Regions from separate parts of the Homo sapiens genome. Here region 1 is linked to region 2. A link is a loop called in an ENCODE intact Hi-C map of the cell type or tissue named here. Cell type or tissue: dorsolateral prefrontal cortex. All regions are shown on one strand. Links, peaks and the distances in the headings refer to the core of each region. The heading gives the core; the rest is flanking DNA.

Region 1 (2,814 bases), core at 302-2,801, 1.2 Mb after region 2:
TATGTACCACACTTTCTTTATCCAGTCTGTCCTTGGTGGGCATCTAGATTTATTCTATGTCTTTGCTAAGATCATTATTTTCTTATAAGCGTGAATAATTTTTATAATTAGGGAAACTTGGGTTCCAAAACCAATAAAACAAAAATAAATAAACAACACAAGGAAAAAAAATCTTTAGCTTCTTTGTTTCTTAATTCCAAGGCAAGTGAGAGAAGAGGAAAATGACAAGGTATAAGTCTCATTTCTGTTACCTTGACCAAGTTATTTAACATGGGTCTTATACCTCACAAGATTATTATAAGAAATCTAGCAAGTGAGTATCTGAAAGCACCTCAGCTCTCATAAATATTTCTGTTCACTCATGGCCTCTTTTGCAGACTTTAGGAGAAGGATTTTGTTTTCAGGGCTCAGAAATTTGACAACCAGAATTTTGCCAATAATAATAGTAATAACAACAATGACAAAACATTGTCCAAACCTCAATGACTCTTATTTATATTTATTTATTTATTTTTTAGATGGAGTCTTGCTCTGTCACCCAGGCAGGAGTGCAGTGGCATGATCTTGGCTCACTGCAAGCTCCACTTCCCGGGTTCATGCCATTTTCCTCCCTCAGCTTCCCGAGTAGCTGGGACTACAGGTGCCCGCCACCACGCCCGGCTATTTTTTTTTTTTTTTTTGTATCTTTAGTAGAGATGGACTCTTCTTTATTTTAAATAAAATAATACATGCAAGGATTTCAGTGTTCTTTTAATCCTCTTCTAAGTGGATGTTATTATCTCTGACTATTAAGGTGACTGGAGGCAACTTAGTGCCCAACACCCCTAGAGTTTACACAAGGAAACAAACCATGTATTCTCCAATCACCATTCATATGTTCCAGAATCTCTTCTGTGTCATTTGTATAATAATATTATTAAGCTCCATTAAAACCCACAGTAGACTCATTTTGGAATTAGTAGGAATATACAGACAGGTGAGCAAGAAAACAAAATCTCTCTTCTCTCTTTCTCTCTTAGCAGGAGCTTGTCCCAAAGTCTCCACTGATTAGAAAAAAAATTAATGCACCAAAACATCTCAAATCAAAATAAATCTTACTTTATAACCAAACATAAATATCACAATGAAAAGGTTGAGTGTGAGGGAGTACAGAAGGGCAATTGTTAGAATTGTTAGTCCTTTGGTGATTTTTTATCAAAATGGTTTGAAGCCTCAGGCTTCTCAATCTCAAGTCATAACTTCACTTTGTTCACCTCCTAGATGCAAGAAGTTATGTGATTTAAATAGATATTTTATTTAAAACTTAGCCATCATAATAAATTTATCTATTTCCAACACGTTAGACTAAAAGCTGACTGCCCTCTGGTGGGCTGTTTCTAAAATATTTAGCACCTCTTTAACTGGATTGTATCGTAAAATATTACACAGTGCCATGAGATTATTTTATAATTCAATTCATTTAAATAACAAAATTATCTAGGGAAGGGGAAAACTTTAAAAGGTTAAATATACTTTACGTTATATATACTTTATTAATGTATAAGCAAATTATACTTTGAGTTTAATTTCTAACTAAAAATTAGTTTTCCCTTTAAACAGAATTTATTTTAATTTCCAATTTCAATTAAAATGGTGGAAAAGAAAATGTTTGAGACTTCATTGCATTTTTGAAATAAAACAAAATGAAAAATTTTGAAATGAGAATATTTTGATAATTTTGTTATTTTTCAGTTGTTTATAGCAATGGGAAAAGTGTTTATCATACTTAAGTTTTGTTCCCTGTCATTGTTTAAATGTAATCTTACTGTTTGAAAAAAGCAATAGAAGTGAGATCATTATATTCCTGATCAGAAAGAAAAACAAAATGATTATACTGTTTAAGGAAAGAAAAAGCTTGAAAAATATCAGATCAAAGTGTAAGGGCTAAGCCGAGAATAAGTAGGAAAGCATATTTAGGGAGTATTGGTAAAATACTTCGGAATCCTAAAAATCCCCAGTGCAGTATCATTCCTGTCATACAACAGGATCTCATTCTCTTCTGTTTGCAATTCCTCTCTAACGCAGAGGTTTCAGTGAGCTGAAATCTCAAGCACACCAACGAACTGAAGTTCTTAGTTTTCATGTTGCTATTTGGACTGTGTATATTAACAAACTCGAGCCATCACTGGCTCCATTTTGTCAGACTGTTACCACTAATCGAGAATTCCAGCTCACATTTTAAATGATTTCCTTAGCACATATCTCATTCTTATGCCAACAAACCTTGTGAATAGTATGTGAATTCACACTTAAAAAAGTGATTTCATATAAATAAAGATTGGGTATGAAGAAGTCAAGAATTGGCAAACTACTTAAAAAAAAATCTCAGAGCCTCTGTAAGGAAAATGAAAATGAGTACCAAACAATTTATCTGGTTAATTTCATCAGTACCAGCAACAAATCTGAAAACTCCATTTAACATCCTCTTTCCTTTTCTTCTAGGTAACAGTTTCTTGGAAATGGCATAAAGATTTTTTTTGTCTTAATTCCATTTAACACTTGCAAATAAACCTTGAAAGAAAACTCTTCCTTCATAACAATAAAATTGAAGATTGCAATCAAGTCATTACAATAGGTTAATTCTGTGGCTGCAAATACTCAAATTTAAGTGAAGAAGCAGGTAGAGGAGTATTTAAATCCGTGCAGATCCCAAAATGCAACCTCTCAGGCAGAAACATTTTCAACTTGCAACAGCAACCAGAGTTTATTTCTCCAAAATAGTCAAGAAAGTCACACTTTAAAAAATGTTAACTGCAAGTATTTGTGCAAGCTAAC
Region 2 (2,814 bases), core at 16-2,515:
AGATTTTTGAGTTTTCAAGCACCAGGAAAATAGTGTTTTAATACCAAATTGAGATATAATTGTCAGTTTTTTAAAAAAAAGTTTTCTAAAAATAAAATAAAATCACTAAAATAATTTTGAAGAAAAAGATAAATCGAAAAAGATCTTTTGGATTGTTTTCAAAAAGATAGAAAACATTCTTTTGGAATAGAAATTACGCATAGCTTGGAATGGAATTAATAAAGCTCAAAGTCAGATCATGAATAGGAAGTATAGAATTCAAGCACTTCAGAGGCTGGACCATGAAAGGTAACATTATAACTAAAATAATTCAGCACTTTTATTCACATTTAGTGCTTTTTTCCTGATTATAAAATAACCCAGATATACGGATAGGAGGAATCAATATCATGAAAATGGCCATACTGCCCAAGGTAATTTATAGATTCAATGACATTCCCATCAAGCTACCAATGACTTTCTTCACAGAATTGGAAAAAACTGCTCTAAACTTCATATGGAACCAAAAAAGAGCCCGCATTGCCTTTTGAGGGCTGTGAGGGAGAGCCTGTTCCAGGTCTGTCTCCTGGCTTCTAGTGATTGCTGACAATCTTCAGCATTCCTAGATGCAATGCAGCCCCAGTCTCTGCCTTCACGGTCACATGCTGTTCACCTGTGTGCCTGTCCGTCTCTGTGTCCAAAATTCTCCTTTTTATAAGGAAACCAGTCCTGTGGGCTTGGGGCACACCCTGATGACTTCAGGTGAACTTGATCATCTGCAAAGACCCTATCTCCCAGTAAGGTCACAGTCACAGGTACTTGGGCTTATGACTTCAACATCTTTTTGGAGGACAGAATTCAACCCATAATGGTGCCCAATTATCAGACATATCAACTATGTTTCTTGAGGGTCTTATACCTTTTTCTATTGCTAAGGGGAGTCCATTTAATATAGTACTGTTTAAGTATGGTGCTTTGACCGTATTATGTTCTCTGAAAACTCATGGTCCATGAATGTTGTAACTACTAGTTACATTATTAGCTAGGACAGTGTCTTCCTTACTTGTACCAGGTAAATGAGGACTCCCAAAACAATCAATAGGAGGACAGACCCTAGGTCTTATGTTCTTTTGTGAAGTCACGTGCAGGCGATGCTGCCTCTATGGCGAGAACTCGGGTTTCTGGTTTCTCCCTGCCTGGTTTGAATCTATTCTGAACAGCAGGTGTCGCTGTTGCCTGCTCTGTGACTCTTCATTCCCAGTAAAAAGCCTTGGGTAGAAGAGAACTTATCCAAGGGTACTGCATCCGGTCTTTGCAACTCCTAGTCATTTTTATGGCTTCTTCAACAATTTGATCTACGTGGGGACTTGTCCGTGGCAAGATGTAAGACCTTCCTGGCTTATTTCTAAGAGCCTTCTCAGCCTCCACCTTCATGTGCACTGGCTCAAAGGCTAGAAAACTGAGGGCTGCATGACTGGGGTGTAAGGGACAAGGTCTGTGCGGTTCAGGTCTGCAATTGCATATGTCCCCTGACTGCTTCTGCCTGCTGGGTGCCAGTCAGCAGTGGTTTCCTCTCAAGGGGCTGTTGGAATTATCATCTGTAGTGATGTGGCTCCTGTGAAAACATGGCAGAACCTACCAAGAACTTTTGTTTCCATCTTCCCTTTTGTTAGGGCTGAGGTGTTTGTTTTAAATTCCCCACTGGGTCTGCATTTCAGAGTTGACTTTTTCACTTTGAAAGAAGGCCACAGTGCAACACAGCATGGGTGAGGATGAGGGTGGGGTCCACTTATTCAAGCCCTTCTGATTCCCACTGTCCCTGGGCACTCAGCCTCGAGGGTGACTAGGTAGGGCAAGGGCACTCGCCTTCTTCTGGCTCATAGACTGACAGATGGGAGGGAGGTATGTTGTTAAAGGTTGTGGCTCAGATGATAAAGCCCTTCCTCTTCTCCTTCCCCAAACACAGAATGCAGGGCTCCCGCAGGAAATCTGGGAAGGTATCCTCTGCCACACTGTGGGAAGGATAGGTGGGGCAGGGAAGAAGAGGAAACAGCATGTGCCCAGGCTAACAGGTCCTGGAGGCCATGTGGATGGGGCAGTTGCTCCTTGGGAGGGGGTGGAGTCAAGGGCCAGGAGAGAAGGGACTCGGAGGACTGGGACAATAGCCTGGCCACCTGTTTCAGATGTGGTTGGAGGTATGTGCAGCCACAGCAGTTTCTGGGGTGGCGTGTGGGGAGTAGTCACTTTTCAGATTCTCAACCTCACAAATGGGTTAGAATGCCAGTCACCCTTTATTATGGGGTGGATGGGGTTTTCTGGGGGCAGTCCTGATTTCAATTATTCAGAGATACAGATGCTAATATAATTTGCTCAGTTTTATATTTTACTTGTATTCTTTTCTCTTTTGGAAAGGCAATATAGTAAATCTATGTGTGGATTTTTTTTTTTCTTTTTTCTTTTTTTTTTTTTTTTTTGGGTGGAGTTTTGCTCTTGTTGCCTAGGCTGGAGTGCAATGGTGCGATCTTGGTTCATCGTAACCTCCGCCTCCCAGGTTCAAGTGATTTCCCCTGCCTCAGCCTCCAGAGTGCCTGGGATTACAGGCATGCATCACCATGCCTGGCTAATTTTATAATTTTAGTAGAGACAGGGTTTCTCCACGTTGGTCAGGCTGGTCTTGAACTCCCGACCTCAGGTGATGCACCCCCCCGCCCCCGCCATCCTCGGCGTCCTAAAATGCTGGGATTACAGGCATGAGCCAACGCGCCCGGCATGTGTTTTAATTTCTAGGCCTTTGCAAGACATTTTTTTTTCAAACAAATACTCATGTAACTGAAA

Evidence for each region. Peaks named below come from ENCODE experiments on the same cell type or tissue, not always from the same donor. Only the 100,000 strongest peaks of a DNase experiment are listed, where the experiment ranks them.
Region 1: a loop joins it to region 2, with 3 times the contacts of the local background. A loop is called at or near these places in 2 of 110 quality-filtered maps.

Annotation. Positions count from the first base shown.
Region 1 is chr7:21,255,024-21,257,837 of GRCh38, reverse strand. No RefSeq gene overlaps it. Among named protein-coding and RNA genes, the nearest start is that of SP4, 170 kb to the left of the region's middle. In dorsolateral prefrontal cortex, for the core only: CTCF peaks have their summits at 1,161 and 1,363 (motif pointing left); no DNase peak of the experiment used is centred there; H3K27me3 peaks cover 1,517 bases.
Region 2 is chr7:22,487,444-22,490,257 of GRCh38, reverse strand. All of the region lies in intron 4 of STEAP1B (STEAP family member 1B), which reads left to right. Among named protein-coding and RNA genes, the nearest start is that of STEAP1B, 11 kb to the left of the region's middle. In dorsolateral prefrontal cortex, for the core only: CTCF peaks have their summits at 981 and 1,180 (motif pointing right); a DNase peak (open chromatin) is centred at 1,177; H3K27ac peaks cover 420 bases.